4 separate regions of the Mus musculus genome follow, and regions 1, 2 and 4 are each linked to region 3. The links are chromatin loops, found by intact Hi-C in ENCODE. Cell type or tissue: left cerebral cortex. All regions are shown on one strand. Region 1 holds the start of Gm30837 (a long non-coding RNA gene). Region 2 has its middle 130 kb from the start of Gm30837. Region 3 has its middle 290 kb from the start of Gm30837. Region 4 has its middle 230 kb from the start of Gm30837.

Region 1 (5,000 bases), 290 kb after region 3:
TATTTTTCAGTGACATCTTCTTACTCTCACAAGAAAGTTCAAATACCTCTGTAAAACAAATCCCTGGGGAAAAGACAAGGAACAAACACTTTCTATAGTTAGTTTCTTACCCAGGCCTCTCCACAAACCCATCCATCTAAAGTTCTACCACAGTTTTCCTGCTATGTTGCTTTGCTCAGCCAGGAATGGCCTTCTCCATCCTTTGAAACCCTCCCCCAGACAGAGCTAGCTTCTCACAAAGGCACTGCTGATCCTGGACACAAACCTCCACAGCCCTTTGACTGATTTTTCATGACCATATAGATGGCAATCAATGTGTCAAGGGATTAATTGGGTAACATCCCATAAATGGAGATAAAGTGTGCTCTGCTGACATACCCAACAGCAAACAATAAAGTGTTTTATACTTTCTGTTATAGTTTGTATCTTAAATGTACCCCCTAGGGTCATACACTGAGACTTAGTCGCCAGTCAATGCTATTAATGAGGATAAAGAAAGTTTTAGAGGTTAAAGCTCCTACAGGGAAATCAAGTCATTAGGGGACTGATATTGAAGAGGATATTAGGATATTTCTCTCTAGTTCCTGGATATTATGAGGTGAACAACCTCCTTATCTATACATCCACACTCCTGCATCATGAAAGCCTAGAAGCACCTAGACCACAACCAACCTTGTGATGGAAATTTCAAAACTACTATCCCCAAACTATCATTTCCATTTGTAGCTTTATCTCAAGGACTTGTTAGAATAACACAAAGTTGAGTTATACTCTCTCCTTTTTGCCTAAGGTACCTATGTCACAGATTTGTCCCGAGGGAGAGTTGAGACAGCAAAGCCAATGCCAATAGTGTTACCACCAATGAAGGAGAAAAAAAAATCACTGAGCTGAGCATAAACTGATGAAGCTTATATTGTATTCATAATCTACTCATGAATTCACATGTAAAATGGATGCTTGTTATTAATCAGTGGATTGCTCAGAGTCTTCACACAGACAGCATTTTTTGCTCTAAGGTACATCATTCTTTAGACACAGTCCTAAGAAGACATAGGTCAGTGCTAATCATTGGAACACATATTCCTTTCTTTTTGTGGCCTAGGGGAATCTACATCTTAAATTCCAAAGAGAAAGAAACCCATTAAAGAGACATTATCTGCATTTAAGATTCAGATTTATTAGAATTTTTCAATTTGATCTTCTGAGACATCTATTTTAAAACAATGAATAATTAAAATTAATATTCAACGGATATTCTTCAATCATGTTGGAGGACTGCCTCAATTTTCTACTCTAATATTTCCTTATAATTTACAGCATGTAGCAATTCTGAAACATAGGAATTAGAATCCAATGGTAACATTAAGCTCTCATTACTTACTACACTTCCTAACAAGAGGTAATTGGCAATGGGTTTTTCCCACTCATTTGTGTGTGTGTGTGTGTGTATGTATGAGTCAGAAACTGTACAACACAAATGAGGAGCCAAAAACTTAGTGATCATAACCATTTTCAAAATGAGTCCAAAACTATGGTTCCTGGTTTATACTGTGACCTGCCCATTGGACCAGAAACCTGCTCAAACTCACACACAAATTTCACTTGATTTTTCCAGAAGAATTATATTAAGCATGTGATTTGGGACTCACATTCTGCTTTATAATTTGATGTCTGTAGACAAGCCTGAAATAGAAATATTTTTAAAGCCACAACTTTCGACCTTGATGAAGGGTCTCTTTCCCCTTATACTATCAACCTTACAATGGCATTTCATCGAAGAAGGGAGTGACTGGTGTGTATGGGTAGGTGACAAAAGGACCTAGTCTTTTGAAAATGGAAAGTTAATAATAATTATATGAATTATTAGAATGGCCAATTACTCAGAAACATATCCCACAAGAGACCTTGTGCTGTATCTGGCATTGGTACCTCTGAACCCTGGCTGTACTTTTGAAGCCACACCTGCTGGGTCTGGAAAGCACATATCTCTGGGGCTAACCTCATCACAGGGGGCTCTTCTTGACATCTTCTGTGTTCTATTACTGCCTTCCAAGTCTACAACTTGTATGTGAATGTGTGATTGCCAGTAGTTAGAGTGAATGTTTATGCCATAACTTAAAAAAGGAATTTTTAATAACTTCCACTGTAATATTCACAAACACAAAGTAAAGGACTCCTTGAAGTTCTAGAGAAAACAGCAAATGTGCACCTACTTGGCAGGGCTGGGCTGCTCAAATGCTGACTGGGTTGCAGTGCCAGTTGATGTCCTAGTTCAAAAAAGAGCAGGGAGTTGCGGAAATATATGAGTGATCTCTTGCTCTTTGTTCTTCGTTTAGAAGCTGAGTGTCCCAGAGCAGAGTAATCAGTCTCTCCAGTTCAAACCATCAATCTGCCTGGAGTCCCTGATGCCCTTCCTGCTTGCCAATAACTCACTTCCACAGCCCAGCCAGCCTCTGCTTTTTATAACATAAATTTGATGATGTAATTGTAGCTTTGAATCCCTCCAATAATTGCCAAAACAGGTTACCGCAGCCAGCATCAACCTGTAGGATTTACTCCCTGCCTAGATGCTTCTCACAGGCATCCTTAAGCCTGCCCTCCCCCTTATTGATTGGGCTTCATTTCCGCAGGCCTTCTAGCACAGTTAGGATTGTCTTTTACTGGGACTCCAGCATTTACTGTCTGGAGTGTCCTTCCCCTAGCCACAGCAATTCTGAGTTCTTGTCAACAGTCTAGTTTATGAATAGCAATGACTTTCCCATACCTTCCCAGACCACCCTATCTAGATTCAACACTACTAAAAAGCTTTTCATAATTATCCTCATTTTAAAAGATATCAGTCCTCATCAATATCTAAATTCCCTCATTGGTTTACTCACCAGGCTATTGTTTTCTGTCTGCTCCACTGAAAACTGTGAGTACATGCTGACCTTTATTGACCTTCACACCCATGTAGAATCTAGCCATGCTCCCAGACCATCAATCAGCCTTATAAGCTAGGAGCCAAACTCCTGAGCTTCTGACTCAAATCTTTCTATCTTCTGCCTAATTTCAGGCTTCCCTTTGCCCCACTTCCTTGCAATTTGAGTTCCTTGTCATGTGTTTGAGCAGATGGGACCTCCCACTTCCCTGAAACAGATGGTATCCTGCATGTCTAGTGTAGGCAGAGTACGGCTAGCCTGCGAGTTGAGCACATGATCAGAGTCTCCAGGGCTGTGAAGTTCAGGAGAAACTGAGTGGGAGAATGGGCAGAGGAAAGATCAGATGCATCCGGTATGCAAGAAGTCAAGTGAAGAAAGACACAACAAAGGTGACTAGGGGTGAAAACAAGCCAGTTAGTCAATCCTCTGTCTCTTGAACAGCTCACCCCAGCCGCCACTAAGAGAGCATCCGGGAAAAAGTCCTGTTACAATTGAGATGCCTTTTGAACTTTAGCTAAAATGACTTTATTCCATTAAAATGAGGATACCCTCAAATCCCTCAGTACAGCCCTTGAACTGAGTGTGCTTATAGGGTGGGTAGCAATCTTCAGTCTACTTTGCCTTTAATTATATAAACTATCTAGATAACCCTTGGCATTTCACTCTGCTAATGGAGGCACAGTTATGGTCCTGTGAGCTATGGTCTGGAATGGATTCAATCCTTTACCCTCAAAGAATCTGTCACCATGGGTTTTCTACTGACCATACCAAAAAAAACAAAAAACAAAAAAACAAAAAAACAAACAAGCAAAAAAAAAAAAAAAACTCTCCTCACCTTGTTTATTTCCATCCTGATTCAATAAAGAAGTATAGGTCACCTACCATCTTATCAAAGGATGCTGCAGGTTCCAGGACTGATCAAGATCAGATGATGTCAGTGGGTGGGGAGGTGGTGGTGAACTCCTTAATCCTTCCACTCTGCTCTTGTCTCTGTAATGGATGATCTATACTCTTGTTTCTCTAAATCATATATATATATATATATATATATATATATATATGTATATATATATATATATATATATATATATATATCCTCCCCCCCTCTCTTTCTCTCTCACACACACACATACATATACATATACTTGGGGTAGTGGTGTATAATCTCTCCACCATGGGTACAGGAGAACTGGAATTCTCTTTTCATGTAGGAAGAAGATTTAATTATTGTTCTACTTTAAGATAAGCTGCTGAAGAGGGACACCCCTCCCCCAAGGATCAAGTGGAAGATAATACCCAGAAATTACAAGATTACTGCTTGGAGATATGGCATAATATAATTGCAAATAATAAAAATGTTCTGAGCTGCTTAGGCAAGTAAAGGAAGGCTCATTAGATAGAAAATAAATGGTTTTTATGAAGCCAACAGACATCAGGAGGAAGCAACCTGTGACACTGGATTGACATTAATATCTGAGTCTGACTGCTCCTGTTTCTTGTCTTATGTTAACGAAATCTAGATTATCCTCATAGTCTCACCGGTTGTTTAAGACTAGCTCTTTGTCTACTCCTTAACCCACTGAAACTTTCTGGGCAGACCAGCTTCCTCTGTTTCTCATGTCCATTTGGAAGAAACATGACCAGTGAGGGCTCAGCTATTCAGTATCCCAAAGCAAAGATTTGACAACTCCACCTTTGAACTGATCAGTGGAGGACAGATAGTCTGAAATGCAAATAACCAGCCCTGTAATGACATTCTGCTATATTTGCACACAATCACCTAGCATAACTGTCCTCTGAAAGACTCCACTCATCAACTGACTGAAACAGATGCTGAGAACTCTGGTGCACTGCCAAACATTGGACTGAGTTTGGGGACTCTTATGGAAGAATTGAGGGTAGGATTAAGAGCTCCAAAAGGGATAGGAGCTTCACATAATCAACTAATCTGGACCCTTGGGAGCTTCCAGAGACTGAACCACCACCCAAAGAGTAGACATGGACTGGACCTAGGCCTCCAGCACATATGTAGCAGATATGCTGCTCAGTCTTCATGTGGATCCTGAACAACTGGAGTAG
Region 2 (5,000 bases), 170 kb after region 3:
TCTTAGAAACGGGAACAAAACACCCATGGAAGGAGTTACAGAGACATAGTTTGAAGCTGAGACAAAAGGATGGACCATCTAGAGACTGTCCTACCCAGGGATTCATCCCATAATCAGCCTCCAAACGCTGACACCATTGCATACACTAGCAAGATTTTGCTGAAAGGACCCAGATATAGCTGTCTCTTGTGAGACTATGCCGGGGCCTAGCAAACACAGAAGTGGATGCTCACAGTCAGCTCTTGGATGGATCACAGGGCCCCCAATGGAGGAGCTAGAGAAAGTAACCAAGGAGCTAAAGGGATCTGCAACCCTATAGGTGGAACAACAATATGAACTAACCAGTAACCCCGGAGCTTGTGTCTCTAGCTGCATATGTATCAGAATATGGTCTAGTTGGCCATGAGTGGAAAGAGAGGCCCCGTGGTCTTGCAAACTTTATATGCCCCAGTACAGGGGAACTCCAGAGCCAAGAAGTGGGAGTGGGTGGGTAGGGGATTGGGTGGGGTTATGGGGAACTTTTGGGATAGCATTTGAAATTTGAAATGTATATAAAGAAAATATCTAATAAAAAATTTAAAAAAAGAATGGAAGAAATCAAGAAAAAAATAAATCAAGAAACAAAGAAATCAAGAAAGAAAGAATCAAGAAAATGGGGAATGCTAACAGATGTAAGAGTGGTGAATATAATTCAACCAATGGATTCATTGCAGCCTAGAATTCCTTTACCTTCTTTACTACCTAAGGCATAGCCTTTGATAATAACTGATTTAAAAGATTTCCTTTTTAGTATACCCTTGTATGAGCAGGATAGGGAAAGGTTTGCTTTCCCATAAAAATGTTCTCCCACAAGGGATGCTAAATACTCCAACTTTATGTTAATATTTTGTGCAACAACCACTAGAAATAATTTGTAGACAATTTCCTCAATCTATTATTTATCATTACATGGATGATATTTTGTTGGATTATTCTGACACAGATAATTTAGAGAAAATGTTTAAGGAAACACAAAGAATTCTGCCATGCTGTAGATTATAGATTGCTCTTGAAATCTGTAATCTGAAAATTGATCCCATTTGGGTTATAAAGTAAGTCAATAAAAATTCAACCACAAGTGGTTCAGATCAGAAGAGGTTAGTTGCAGGCCCACCTGGTTCTCTGGAAAACTAACATATTCTTTCAGTATCTGCATTAATCTTTCACTAGGTCAGAGCCCCCATGGCCCCAAATACCTCTCAAAGACCTCACAACTTTTCATTGTTAAAGTAGAAATTATAGATGTACCACATTTAAATCAGCCTAGCAGCTTTTGGTCTTCTTCCTGGTGAGCTTGCATGGTCTCTCACTCTCCTGCTTAATCCCTGCTTCCTATTTTTTTCTTTCTTTCTCCATGGCTGCATCCCAGTATATGCCCTCATAGGCATTAGTTTCCATCTTTTTACACTTTCTAAATGGCTTATGGCACATTAACTCTTGCATTGGCACATTATCATCAATGAATTCCACTACAGCAAACATTTGTGAGTCACAATTGGGAAGCCTGAACCATCCAAACAGCTGTGTGTTTAGGAAGACACCTGTGATGGCTTGGGTGGGAACTCTTTATCCAAGACTTGAGTTTTAAGACCTGGTCCCCAGCTGATGGTGTTATTTTAGGAGATTCTGGAAACTTTAGGAGGAAAGGCTGTATGAAATATATAAGTAGGCATGTGTTAATACTATATCTTGCGTGTCTTCTCTCCGCTTGTCTATCTGCTTCCTGTCCACCAAAGCTGAGTTGCTTCTGTCTCATTCTTTGTCATTTATTTATATGTTAGATTGTATATGTGATTGTATTGAGAAACAGTCTCAGTCTGGAGCCCAAATTGATCTGGAATTTACTAGTCAGCCCAGGCTGGCCACTGACTGTCACATGTTCTCGTGACCATGTTGTCTTTTCTACATGCCTAAAGCCCAGACTCCAAAACCTGGGAACTATGGACTTGAATTTCTGCCCCTCTGAGTTAAACAAAGCCCCTACTCCTTAGGTTGTCTCTCTTGGGGTTTTGTCCACAGCGATAGAAACATCTGACTAATGTATCAAGAGAGACCAAAGCCCTCTTCATAGTTTTTCATGCTGTTGGTCCTCCCTGTAACAAATGCCAGTTACCATTTTATTATCCATAGAGGAACAGAACAAGCTATTCTATGCTGTGAAGTAAATAAAATTATTTTAGGTATTGTGCTGAGTGACTTACACATATAATTTCATTTTGTTCATAACATTTCCATTGGGAATACACTGTTATTAAGTCCCTTTTCCAGATGAAAAAAACTGAAGAATGATGAATTTAAAGATATCTCTCGAGGTGACATACCTCCTAAGTATTTAAAAAGTTGTTTGAATTGGGTTAAATCCATCCTTAAACACAACTCTGTTCTGTTTCTTCCTGAGCTGCAGGCAAGAAATTCCAAGATTCATTCCAACAACTAAGTCAGTTCCCTATCTTAGGAGCTGAAGATAGTGAAGGCAAACACTTGAGTCCTACCATAACAAGAAATGAAGCAGAAGTATTCCTAACCAGATGGTAGTCACATCACCCCTCCATGGGGAATTGTAATCTGTGAGGTGCAGTGGGCAGGGCATGGGCCTTGGTGTCAGACATACTTGGGTTTCAGTCTTCCTACTTCCATTTAGAATCTGGGCAATTTAACTTAAGCAAGTTCTTTAAATTCCCTGTGCATCTCTCCCCATGTTCCCATCTGTGCCTTGGAGATTATAATAGCTACATCAACGAGCTGTTATGAGAATTGCAGGGTGTAAAGTATCCAAGTGTCTGGAAGATAGTGAGTAGGCACTCAAATGTTCAGTATTTCCATTTGCCTCCCTTGTTGGAAAGAGAAGAGCAGACTATCTAAATATCCCTGCATGGTTCCTTCAACAGAGAACAGAAACCTGAACAAAAGCACACACAGACTCCTATTTTTTTTTTTTTTTAGGAAAATGAAACATAAACCTCTAACGTTGCTAAAAGCAAAGGTTAAAACAGCAAAGAAAGTAGTATATGGAGGAAGCACACTAGAGTAGGCTTCAAGAATCGGGGAACAGGAGTTCTAATGCAGAGTCCACCACAAATGACTGTGATGCTTTTCTCTCTGACCTGCAGCATTCCATCTGAAAAGGGGCAGGTTGAATCTGATGGTAGCTTTGTCCCATCCACATGGAATTTTGAATTCTCATGGTACCTTGTTCTATCTGAGCAGAAATAGGACTAGACAGTCAAATTGATCTACAAACTAAGAATAGATCCAAGATTCTCAGTGAAGCCAACGAAGGGATGAAATAAATGTTTTTTTCTGAGCAAAGTTCTGTTCGATGGTGGCCAGGGCAAGAGCTCTTAAGTGGGGCAGCCAGGCATTCTAATGTACTCTTTACTGCTTATTCAATGTGTCGTTCACACAGGACACCATGGTCTCCTTAAAATGTTCCCTGATCAATAAAATGAAAATAACTTTTTCCCATCGAGTTTGTATTAGCTTTCTTTCTATCACTGTCATAAAACACTATAACTGAGGAAATTTATAAAAGAAAATCCATAATTGGGCTTACAGTTTGGAGGATTAGAATCAAGGATGGCAGAGCAACAGTGTTGGCAACAGAACAGCTGAGAGCTCACGTCTCACAAGCAGGAGGCAGAAGGGCGAGAGCCTGAACTTGCTTTGAATGTCTTTAAACCACAAAATTATTTTAAAGAGGCTTTTGAACCCACCAGAGACATACCTCCAACAAGGCCACACATACTAATTCTTCTCAAAAAAAAAATTCTACCAACTGAGGATCATGTCATCAAACATTTATATCTATGGGGCCATTCTCACTCAAATAACCACTTAATAGTATTCAAATTTAAGAATGTTTACAACTTTCTATTTACTGTTATTCCATCCCTTTTTCTTCTGTCATGTAAGTACGTCACTGGCCATTATCATAATGCTTCCCTTCCAGCTTCCTCCTATGGGAATGTGGCCTCTATTTTGAGGTCCTTAATGCCAAAGAGTCATATTGACACTAAAGTCAAGATAGTGCCAAGATAGTACCTTATGCATAATTTCCCAATAAATATCCTCACTGAAAGTACTGAAGAAACAAAAAAATAAGATGATGAGATTGTATTCTTTAGCTAATGAGCACTTTTTAAAGATCTACATTGAATGCAGCCAAGTGTATTGAGTTTGACCTCTCTCAAAATCAATACTATTAATATGTTTCAAGACTCTTAAAAATGTCTATACCCTCTCATCTAGAATATCTACTCCCAGGATTTTATACAGTAGAAAAAATGGGTTGATTCCAAGCAGAAAAGCTACACACCAGGGGAGAAAAGACTAAGAAAGTACACCAAAAGTATTAGTAGTGGGCATATATGAGTGATTGGATTAATAATTTTATTTTTCCATTTTCCAAAATATATTAAGTTGCCATGTCAAATTTACAGAACTATATAAAATACTTTAACCATATGAGAGATATTAAAAGTTTTCCTATATGACTATAAATATTTTTAAAGCAAAGCATTCACCTTTCAGTATTCATATACCCTCAAATCTAACACCTAATAATTTGCCTATAATGGGTGCCACTTAACACACACACGCACGCACGCACGCACGCGCACACACACACACACACACACACACACACACACACATACACACAATGGGTAACTACTTGGCTCCTTAATATATCTTCCTTCACTCCCCAAATTTAGAAATATCACTTTTATTTTCCTTCTAGCCACTTCATTTCCAAAGACATGACAGTGTCAGCAGGTTTATTTTTCCCCAAAACAGGTTAATGCTCCACTTAACTGCTGTCCAGATAGTTTTTATTAAAAAGTAGCACAGTTCTCCCTGTGAGATTTCAACGTCACATGCTAGGAGGAGCTGAGAATTTAACTAGGTTACACGGAATCTTTGGAGAATCTAATTACTGCCGCATTATTGCTGAGGTGGCCACA
Region 3 (5,000 bases):
AACTACTTGAGTAGTTCTGGATTGAAACCTCTCACTTTATCTTTTAGAGTCACTGCTATAGTATAACCCTGTTAATATACTAATATTAGAGGTGTATATAGCACATACCTCTTATGTCCTATTGTGACATTTCTAGTTTTTTATCCTATATCCATAAAAATGTTAAAAGTAGCACAATTATTTTTTCAAAGGGGAATGTTGATTTGTCGTGTTGCACATACAGGGATAAGAAAATAACTTACAAAAATTGCTGTGAGAAGATAGCATGATCAAGGCATCTGGTATAAAGGAAAGCATTTGATGGGGATAGATTACTTACGGTTTAGAGAGTCCTTGATCATCAAGGTGGGAAACAAACAGGCATGGTGCTGGAGCAGTAGCTTAGTGCTGTACATCCTGATATGAAAGCAAAAGGCACAGGGTGGTGGGAGAAGGACAAGGAGAGGGAATGAAGAGGGAGGGATGATGGAAAGAGAAAAAAAAAACTCAGCCCTGCATGGTCTTTTGAAAGCTCAGAGCCCACTTCCAGTGACACATCACCTTCAACAAGGACATACTCCCACAACACACCTCCAAATGCATCCAAACACTTCCACTAGCTGATGACTAAATATTAAAATATATAGTCCTATGGGGACAATTCTTCTTCAAACCATCATACCCACAATCCATCTCTCCAACCCTCTATCTAAATAACTAATGTATGGTTCCTTGGGATTTGATGATGGCACTCAATTGACTACTACAAAAAGCTTATAACATCAAATATACATGTATACTAACATCCACTTTATTCAAATCTCCATCTTGGTCTTCCCCTTACAATGCCCAATAAGCATGCACCAATATTTAATATTTGAATGCTGACAGCAAAGCTGTTGATCTCAGCTTCATTGCTATTTCATTAATTTTTTCAACCAAACTCATGAAGCATCCTTCATATTTCCTCTTTTCTCTCTTGTCTTTGATAAATAAATCTGTAAGTATCTCCAATAACATCTATATTCAAAAATAACCTAATATCTACTATACTTAATCTGCTCACCACTATGATTGTCTAGAAAATTCCAGAAGCTTTCTAAGTGATCTATATGCTTCTGTTATTGGAACTTTAATTTCCTCTTCAGAGACTGGACATAGGTATCTTAAATGACCAACCATTTCATTATCCAAACACTTAAAAAATGACAACTTGTAGTAGAACTAATTTAAGCTTATCTCAGACTAGTTTCAAAATAAATGAGATTCCGACTATGGTTTGATTATTTGGCTTTGACAATTACTTGGGGGAGGAGTAGGCAGTAATCCCTAATCTGTGTTTGTAACTGCTTGTCTGGTTGCCTCCACAGCAGTGTACCCCAAATACTTTCTGTTTTGTTTTGTTTTTTTCTGGCCATATAGTCATGGTCCATCTCCTCTGATGGTGCCTTTTCCTCTCTCTCCTCCTTGTTCTCTTCCTCTCACTTCTTCAACCCCAACTAGGTAGCTCAAGACCTCCCATAATTGGCTGTAGCCAATTTTATTTAAACAATAGTTCGAAATTAAAGAACAAGGTATGCACAACAAAATCTTATAAAAGGGAGAACTCACTCCCAGGCCTAGACCTTCTGATACAGAACTGAGCCTGACAATACATAGCACTACACCAAAACTCAATACATCGGTTTGAGATTTCTCTTTCTGTTCTCCTTGAGATTTCATTTGATTTAAGCCTTACCTATTACTCTGAACATATCTCATTACACAGTTTTTTTCTTTGGTCTTAATGCTCATCCTCTTTGCTCTCCCTTAGAGAGACCATGACTTTCCTAGCTGTTTTGTGTGTGTTTGTCTGTTGAAATAATCTGCTTCCCAGTTGCACTGAATATCTCTTTTCTCTTACTTGTTTGGCACTTTTACAATTTTCAAAGTGGACTGTATGGGCCTCTTATCATCGTTTTATTTCTATAATATGTTACAATTAATAAACTTTTCATGAATTCCCATTGCAATAATTTACTGCCTACTCCTATATAAACTTCAGGTCAGCAGTGACTGTCTAGGTACTTTTTAATCTTGTGACCTCAAAGCCTGTAGCATTGTAGATACTGAATTAATATGTTGTCAATGATAAATGGATATAACTGTGAAGCAATTAATAATTTGCAAGTGCAAAGAAAGAAAACAGAAGGCTTCTAGAGAAAGACAAATAAGAGAATGTGATCTGATAATACAGAAACCTGGATGCTGAAAGTTTGTTTTCCTTCCAAAGCAGCCCTCTTCAGGGATAGTTGGAGAAGAAGAACTGTGAAGAGATGCTGTTTGTCTGTACACGGCAAACTATTCCCTGAAGGAGTACTCCTGAGGCCCATGAACTGGTTTGCATTAGACAACAAAACTTTATGGTCCCACTTTTAACTGTGCACTGCTCATTTCACTAAATTAAAGTACATATTTGGACTTTATTTGATGGGCATCCTTACCATTTACATGCTAAATCCCACTCTGCCTAGCCAAGTATCCAATTAAAATTCATGGGGGAAGTTCACACCTTGGTATCTGCCTACATAACTATCTATTTATATAGCCAAAGCTGTCAACATGACAAGAAGAGCTATATTTTTTCTTTGTTCAGGAAGTGCACTAACAACATTAACAACAAAAATCAGAGCAAACTGCATCCACATTCTTCTTCTCTTCCAAAGATGAGACCAATTTTAAATTATTTCAGCAGAGCTGGAGAGATGGCTTAGCAGTTAGGAGCACTTGCTGACCTTGTAAAGGAGGATTTAATTCTCTGAACCCATATGGCATTACACATCTGTGGATAACTCTAGTTTCCTGAGATTCAACTCCTTCTCCTGGCCTCTCTGATCATTGGGCATGCACATATATGTAGGTAAACACTCATAAACATAAAATAAGAATATATGAAAAATTTCCATCTGGCATGATCATTGTCTACTCAAGACCCCTAAACCATCTAACAAAATTCCTAAACACTAGGTAGGAGATGCTCTTATTTGAACTGTTGATCACAACTCTTCATTAGTGGCTATTGCTCTTGCCATTGCCCTTGGATACCCCAACAGAAAATAGACAGCAGAGGTATAAAGTAGTCCCTGTTGTTAAAGATGTCTTGCACTTCATAAAGAGGTCTCAGAGGCCTCTGAGCTGTAACTGATTTGAAAGACTCCCATTTTGAATGCAAGCTTCTAAAGGGGGAAAGCAAAGTCCTGACAAACTATGTCTGTGAACTGCAATAATGACCAGCTTGTCATGATAATCCTAAAATTTTAGTACACAAATACCTTGAAAGTAACCAACAGCTCTCAAACTGGATTTAAGACCCACTGAACAAGAAGGAAACCATGCCTTTTGCTGAAAACCTAGCCAACTATCCAGATCTAGTTACTATGTGAGTCTTGGAAGAGAACTTATAATCAACCTTCACGAAACCAGAATATTCCCTAATTCAATTCTAAATATTTTTCCTTTCCCCATAAATCAGGGTACTCCTAAATCCTCATCAAGAGAGAGAAGGAGGGAGAAAGAGAGAGGGAGAGAGAGAGAGGGAGAGAGAGAGAGAGAGAGAGAGAGAGAGGGAGAGAGAGAGACACAAAAATTAGAGGTGACTAAGAAATGTTTAGAGGAGGTAAAAGAGTCTTTCCCATGAAACATCAACTGGTTATCCAATTCCAATTGGTCTGCTTGAAAAAAAAATACATACAAGTAACATTACACAGACTGAGCAGACTGCAAGAAAAAAAAAGCAGGGCATGAATTTGAAAGACAGCAAGGACGAGTATATGGCAGGATTTAGAGAGAGGAAATAGAAATGGAAATTATATTATAGTAATATTATAATATCAAAAAAGAAAAGAAAAAGTTTCAGACATGTGTGTCTATAATTTTTCTAAAATTTGCCCTTAGGTATTACTGCATATGTGTTACTTGATTTATTTTAACTTGATTTTGGTTGTTGTGAAATTTAAAACATTAGCATGTGTATGTGCCCATGTAGTATGCATGTGGACCAATGTAACATGGTACACGTTTCAAAGTCAGAAGGCAACTTTTTGGAGATGACTCTCTCCTACTTGTATTTAGGTTCCACAAATCAAGTTTGCACTCCAAGCCCCTGTACCCACTGACCCTTATGACCAGCCCTAGTTTCCCTTTTCTGATACATATTCTTAACAGAAAGCACAAGCTGCCTGCCTCGCATCAGCTACACACAAGTGAATCTTGCTATTTCTAGGCCCATAGCTTTTTACTTCACTGTTTGTTTGTTTTTTTAACTTGTGTGCTTTTATTCTCATTTATGAAGATACACGATAAAAATGACATTTAGGCATCCAACATTCAATCCTTCTCAGCACAAAAGCAGATACAGATTTTCATAAAGACATATACAAAGAAATGGCTATACACATACATGCTATCAAAGTCTTTCACTCCTTGAACTTAACACATACAGTGTATTTATGAAAAAAATAAACGAAAAGTTGAATAATAGCTTCTATTCCCTTTTTATATTATACATATTCACTCACATTCCTAACAAAGAGCTGGTTAAAAAAAAAAATCCTACTCATCTGATAGCAGCGGCGTTCCAGAAAATTCTAAAATACTACTGGACAAATGTGAGCTTGCTGTACTTTGAAATACGTGGCTTCCATTGGGCTACAACTATGCCACCAGGAAAGACTACAGCTTACTTGTCATCCACAACATTTGGTTCTGCCCTCTGTGAGGTCTTTGATGTTTTATCATTTGAACATCTACTGAAGGAAGTATGAACGAGCAGACACTCTAGGGTGAGGAAAGCAGGTCTTTTGACATCTCGGGTTGCTCATCTGTTTTGTAGTAGATGTAGTACTTTCAATTTAAGCTTGCAAAGTTTTACTAACACGGCTCTTAAACACTTGTATACCAAACAAAGCTCTCCGTGAATCTGTTTCTAGTCAATTGTATGTGACCAAATTCATACTCAATACTGCTTTAAACTCATGTCTCTT
Region 4 (5,000 bases), 61 kb after region 3:
ATCCAGGTAGGACAGCTCACAAATCCCTGTAACTCCAGGCCCAAAAGACACAATTCCCTTTTCTGACTTCTGCATGTATCTGTACATGTGAAGTGCATAAACACACACACACACACGTATATATATATATATATATACGTGTGTGTGTGTGTGTGTGCATATGAATAAGAGTATGTAAGTGAACATAAGTGAATATATAAAAGAGCATAAGAACAATAATACCATAATCCATTTATGAAAGTTATATAAACACACAACTATATAACATACCATTACAGGGCTTGAGAACTGATTTAGAAGACTAAACTGAACAAGAGAGGTCCAAATATGAATGATTTTTTTAAAAAAGAAGAACAAGAACACAAAAATTAAAAGACAGCCAGAAATTGAGAAACTATTTGCCATGTTCAATGTGGAATATGAGATATTTCTAAATGTCCTGCAAGAAGCTGAGCCAAATTCATGGGAGAACTATAGAGCCTGTGGTGAAAGTTTGTCATGACAGACCCAGTGCCAAGCGGCTAGAGAACCTCACAGAATTTCTGTGAAGAAAGAAAAGACTTAGAGTGCATTCTCAAATGAGACAGAAATACATACTCTTCAAAAGCTGTTGAACACTTCCTTTTTCTTCCTGTGGAAAGCATGGAAATATTCAGGATCCTGGAGATATAGCTCATCCAGGAAAGTTATTGTCACACAAGCATAAGGACCTGGGTTTTGATTCCCCAAAAATCTAATTAAAACACACAGGCAAAGGAGTACAGGGTACATGTATGCAATCTCAATCAAAGCTGGGAGTACAGAGACAGGAAGATATCAAGGGCTTGCCTGCCAGCCAATCAGAATCAGCTAAGTCAAAGGTCAGTGAAAAACCTTGACTCAAATATAAGATAGACAGTAGTTGAGATAGAAACCAAATATTGAATGATTACATGCAAACACATGCACAGCACACATGCAACAGACACATACACCCACACACAACTACACACACACACACACACACACACACACACACACACACTCCACTAAAAGAAATATCCATTGCCAAATAATTATAGTAGGAGAAACATTTCAAGAGGGGAATTTTAAAAGTTAAAAATTATTCTTATAAATAAACCACTAACTATGAATTAATTACACAGAAGGTAGAAGAGTACAAGGGTGTTATAATGGGTCATGGTAGAAAATAGACACAGAAATCACCGAAACAACATAAAATTAAATTTCCCTTCAGTCACTAGAAACATAATCAAGGAGCTACAGTGTTCATTGGTTAAGGCCAAGCGTCTAGTCATAGGATGCTCTGACATGGATCTCTCTAAAGTCATCTTCTCTAATTATGAAGTTCCTAGAGCTACTTGAGCCTCCTACATCTTTTAATGGATATTGAGAAAGTAAAGTAAGTATTCAAAGAAATACCATAACATCGCTGTCAGCAGCATTGCATTTTGAAGTCCACTTCCCTGTATTTAACTTATCTTTATATTATATGGTATCTTGAAAACCTTTAAATAGCAAAACTAAAATCAATTACCTCCCCCTATATTCAGGGTGGATAGACCTAAAGTCAATAGTATATGTCAAGGAGTAGTCAAGGAAGACAGAGAAACTCGAACATGAGTGAAAAGATAGAAGCTGGGGTCCAGGGAAGAACAGATAAAAGGAAATGTTGAGAGGAAGCTGTCATTTCTCGAAAGCAATGTTTTAAAGGAGTCTAATAAAATTCAAATTCAACAGTCAGTGCGAAGTGTGTGGCAAGCACGGTGTTATGAGTGGCATTATCTCCCATGTACATACGAGGAAATGGAAGCCTCAAAGGAATACAACAGTCAGCCAAATACACATGGCTTATTAGCAGCTTGAGGATTACCTAACTCCAAAATTCTTTTGAGTATGCGATGCTCATTTCACTATTAAGTGCACTCTTTGCATTGGTTCTTCATGAACATTTGGTAGGATGGAGTCTTTGCAGTGCTAAAAGATGCTGTATTTTGTGAAAGTTTGCCAGGAGTACCAAGATTATTCACATTTGGATGTGTGGGTGGGAAAGAGCAAGCAACATCTGCTGCTCCTCTATGGTCCAGTGCACAGAACTATAAAAATGCAAAATGTTCTCTTTTTTTCTTTTTTTTTTTTTTAATGAACAACCAGTCCCAAAGGAATCACCGAAGAGAGAAGACAGACTTTAAACCAAACCACAAAATCATTTCAAAGCTAATTAGAAGCTACAAGTGTAGAAAAGGAAATTTTATTGCAGCCTTTTTAGCGCCTGGAAAGAGTGATTGGCGGGATGCAGCTTACGCTCAGCCAAGCCATATTCTCCTGCCCATCCCTGCTCACTCTTTGTTCCACTGTGTGTTTCACTAACACTTCCATCACCTCAGTCATGTTACAACTGAAGGAATAACTGCTGGCCCAGGTGATGGTTACATAGAGAACTGCATCCAAAATGTGCAACTGGTGATATAACCTAGTTGAGTCTTTGCCCATGGGTGATAAGAAGCATGTGAAAGTCAGAGGAGCTTCAGCCAAAATCGTGCTCAGTCTCTGTGAGAGACTAACAGGAATGACTGGTGGAACACAGCCCTGAAGAGCTTAAGGTTTTATACCCCATCTGTAAGAGGAGTTGTTGACCACCATGCCGCTCCTGTTCAATACTAACTCTACCTGTACCATCTGTGGTAAACAGCCTATGAATGAGGGTGCTGGGGAATACATATCAGCTACAATGGCATCTTCCCACACCCTGGTGTGGTTTAACTCCCAGTCATCAGTTAGTGCCTCTCCTCTCTTACCACTGGAACCCCATATCAGAAACATAATTTTTCCTAAACAACACTCAAATTTTTTATGTAGAGAAGAAAAGAGTGAGACATGGGATTGTTATTGTTTTTTTTTTCAAAGCAAATGAGTAATTATATTAAATTTTGTCTGAATTAATTATCTTTCCATATGCAATATACAATTTGCATAAATTGGATCTCTATATCGAAAATAGTGTCCCAAAAGAAAAGAAAATTGAGCCAGAGAAACTGCTGAAACTCTTCAGGGCAACCAGAGGGGAGCCTTCTAGAAACTTTGACTAGTTATGGATAAAAGAGGCAGGAGAATGAGGAGAAAAAATGGAGGGGGGAAAGGCACAGGGAAGAAAAGGCATAGAGACAATTAAAATTAAGAACCACTTGAGGGTTAGTTTGAAAACCTAATACAGTAGAAGATTCCTAAAATATATACCTATATGAAGGAGAAATAAATAAAATTACCAAATAATAGAGGATACAGAGCCCCCAACAGCATCTTTGGAGGTTCCTTGTCTTTATTTTTAATTTAATTTAATTTAATTTAAATTTTATTTTATTTTATTTTTCTTCTTCTATTTTTATCCCACAGGTCCACTGGGTGGTTTAGTGCTCTCATGGGATTCCTAAGTTTGGGAACAGATGGATTTCTGTTCCTTGTGCCTTCTCTTGGACTCTTTTCCTCTCTTTGGTTGGTTGGTTGGTTGGTTGGTTCAATTCCAATGTTTTGGTTTTTGTTTTATCTTATTATATTTTATTTTGTTACTTTATTTTATTACATTATCATCCCATAGATGGCTTTTAATTTTCTAATGAGAGACAGAAAGGGGCGGATCTGGATGAAAGGGGAATTGGGGAGGAGCTCAGAGGAATAGATGAAGAATAAATAATCAGGATTATTATTTGAGAAAAAATTCCAGCAAAAGGGAAAAAAAATGAAAACCTTCCAATGAATGGGTTTCTTAGTATTTCAACCCACAATAGACCACACATGGGGGAACCGTTGATAGAAAGACTTCTGGGGGTTGCTACACAAACAGGATGTGAGACAGGCAATGACCAGGAATTGACAGAAAGGGTCAAGGTCAGGTCAGCATAAGCAAACCGGTCCCATGCTCATCCTGGGCATCCACAAAACCAGAAATGCCTTCAATTTCCTGTGGATACAGGAAAAAAAATGAATTACACATTTTAAATGATACATCATAGGACATGTCTTTAAATGTTAAAGGTGCTGATTTTCTAAAGAAATGATGTCCATTTAATTTGGAATTTCACAAGTACAATGAAGCATTTTCTCCAAAAAGTTAGCAAAATGAAGCATACACATCTATTTATAGTCCTTTGCTAATTTAGGTTTTGGGTTCTCTGGATGTTAATTGATTGTTTTTAAAATTTCCCCATTTTCCTTATTGATGAGTTGGACTTTGGAGAATCGTGTACTGAATTAATTATACTGATGTGCTTAAAAGTGCAAGGTCAGAAAGGGGCCTTGGCCATCACACCCTGAGATGCCCTCCCTTAGGCTGTCACTCCTCCCTTTGCCTGGGTGCTGGGTAGGTTCCCTCAGCCTTTACTCTGACCTTCCTTCCCCAAGGTCCCTGTAACTCAGTTAAGGGAACTCCTAACCTACTTCTTTCCTCTCACCTCGTATTTAATTTGCCACCTCTATAATCTCATGCCCATTAGTTCCATGCAAGTCTAATTTCAACACAGTTCTTGGCACAAAAGAGGTTCTCATTAAATGTCTATTATTTGTAAACAACAACAAAAAGGCCCAGGTTTTGCCATTCACTACAATTGCATTCAATCTATCCATTTGAAACCAGACTCTAGACTATTTGGCAGAGATAGCATATCATCATGTAAATGTTTTATTATACCCACCTTTAAAAGCCAGCTACCAAAATGACCAAAATCTAAACTGTATCACTTCCCCTCTTGTTTCCTTTGAGCTTGTCTTTCTCTGTTGAACTGTTTTAGAAAAAGCTTGGGGACCTTGGATGTCTGGAGCACTGACTGCATCCTAGATGCTTCGAGGCCTTTTTCCTTCCTGCTCTGACTCTGCCCCAACTTCAGCAGGACCAACAACAGGGCGTCCCTCTGCTTACCTGGGCAGGTTTTATGATGCTACCTGTTTATGATGCTACTGTTCATTCCACCAGCAAGATATCTTTCATCAGAGGACCCAAATGAAAA

What was found. A loop is a pair of places that touch in the nucleus more often than their neighbours do. Peaks named below come from ENCODE experiments on the same cell type or tissue, not always from the same donor. Only the 100,000 strongest peaks of a DNase experiment are listed, where the experiment ranks them.
Region 1: it touches region 3 in a loop (2.2-fold over the local background); 2 of 42 quality-filtered maps call a loop at or near these places.
Region 2: it touches region 3 in a loop (4-fold over the local background); 4 of 42 quality-filtered maps call a loop at or near these places.
Region 4: a loop joins it to region 3, with 5 times the contacts of the local background. A loop is called at or near these places in 3 of 42 quality-filtered maps.

What each region holds. Positions count from the first base shown.
Region 1 is chr5:63,621,188-63,626,187 of GRCm38, forward strand. It overlaps Gm30837 (a long non-coding RNA gene), which reads right to left and starts at 3,037. Exons shown (of 3, transcript XR_376966.2): 1 at 2,880-3,037. In left cerebral cortex, no CTCF peak of the experiment used is centred here; DNase peaks (open chromatin) are centred at 2,495 and 3,134; H3K27ac peaks cover 562 bases.
Region 2 is chr5:63,496,474-63,501,473 of GRCm38, forward strand. No RefSeq gene overlaps it. Among named protein-coding and RNA genes, the nearest start is that of Gm30837, 130 kb to the right of the region's middle. In left cerebral cortex, no CTCF peak of the experiment used is centred here; a DNase peak (open chromatin) is centred at 2,702; H3K27ac peaks cover 2,148 bases.
Region 3 is chr5:63,328,871-63,333,870 of GRCm38, forward strand. No RefSeq gene overlaps it. Among named protein-coding and RNA genes, the nearest start is that of Gm30837, 290 kb to the right of the region's middle. In left cerebral cortex, no CTCF peak of the experiment used is centred here; a DNase peak (open chromatin) is centred at 2,528; H3K27ac peaks cover 635 bases.
Region 4 is chr5:63,390,131-63,395,130 of GRCm38, forward strand. No RefSeq gene overlaps it. Among named protein-coding and RNA genes, the nearest start is that of Gm30837, 230 kb to the right of the region's middle. In left cerebral cortex, no CTCF peak of the experiment used is centred here; DNase peaks (open chromatin) are centred at 2,022 and 2,316; H3K27ac peaks cover 565 bases.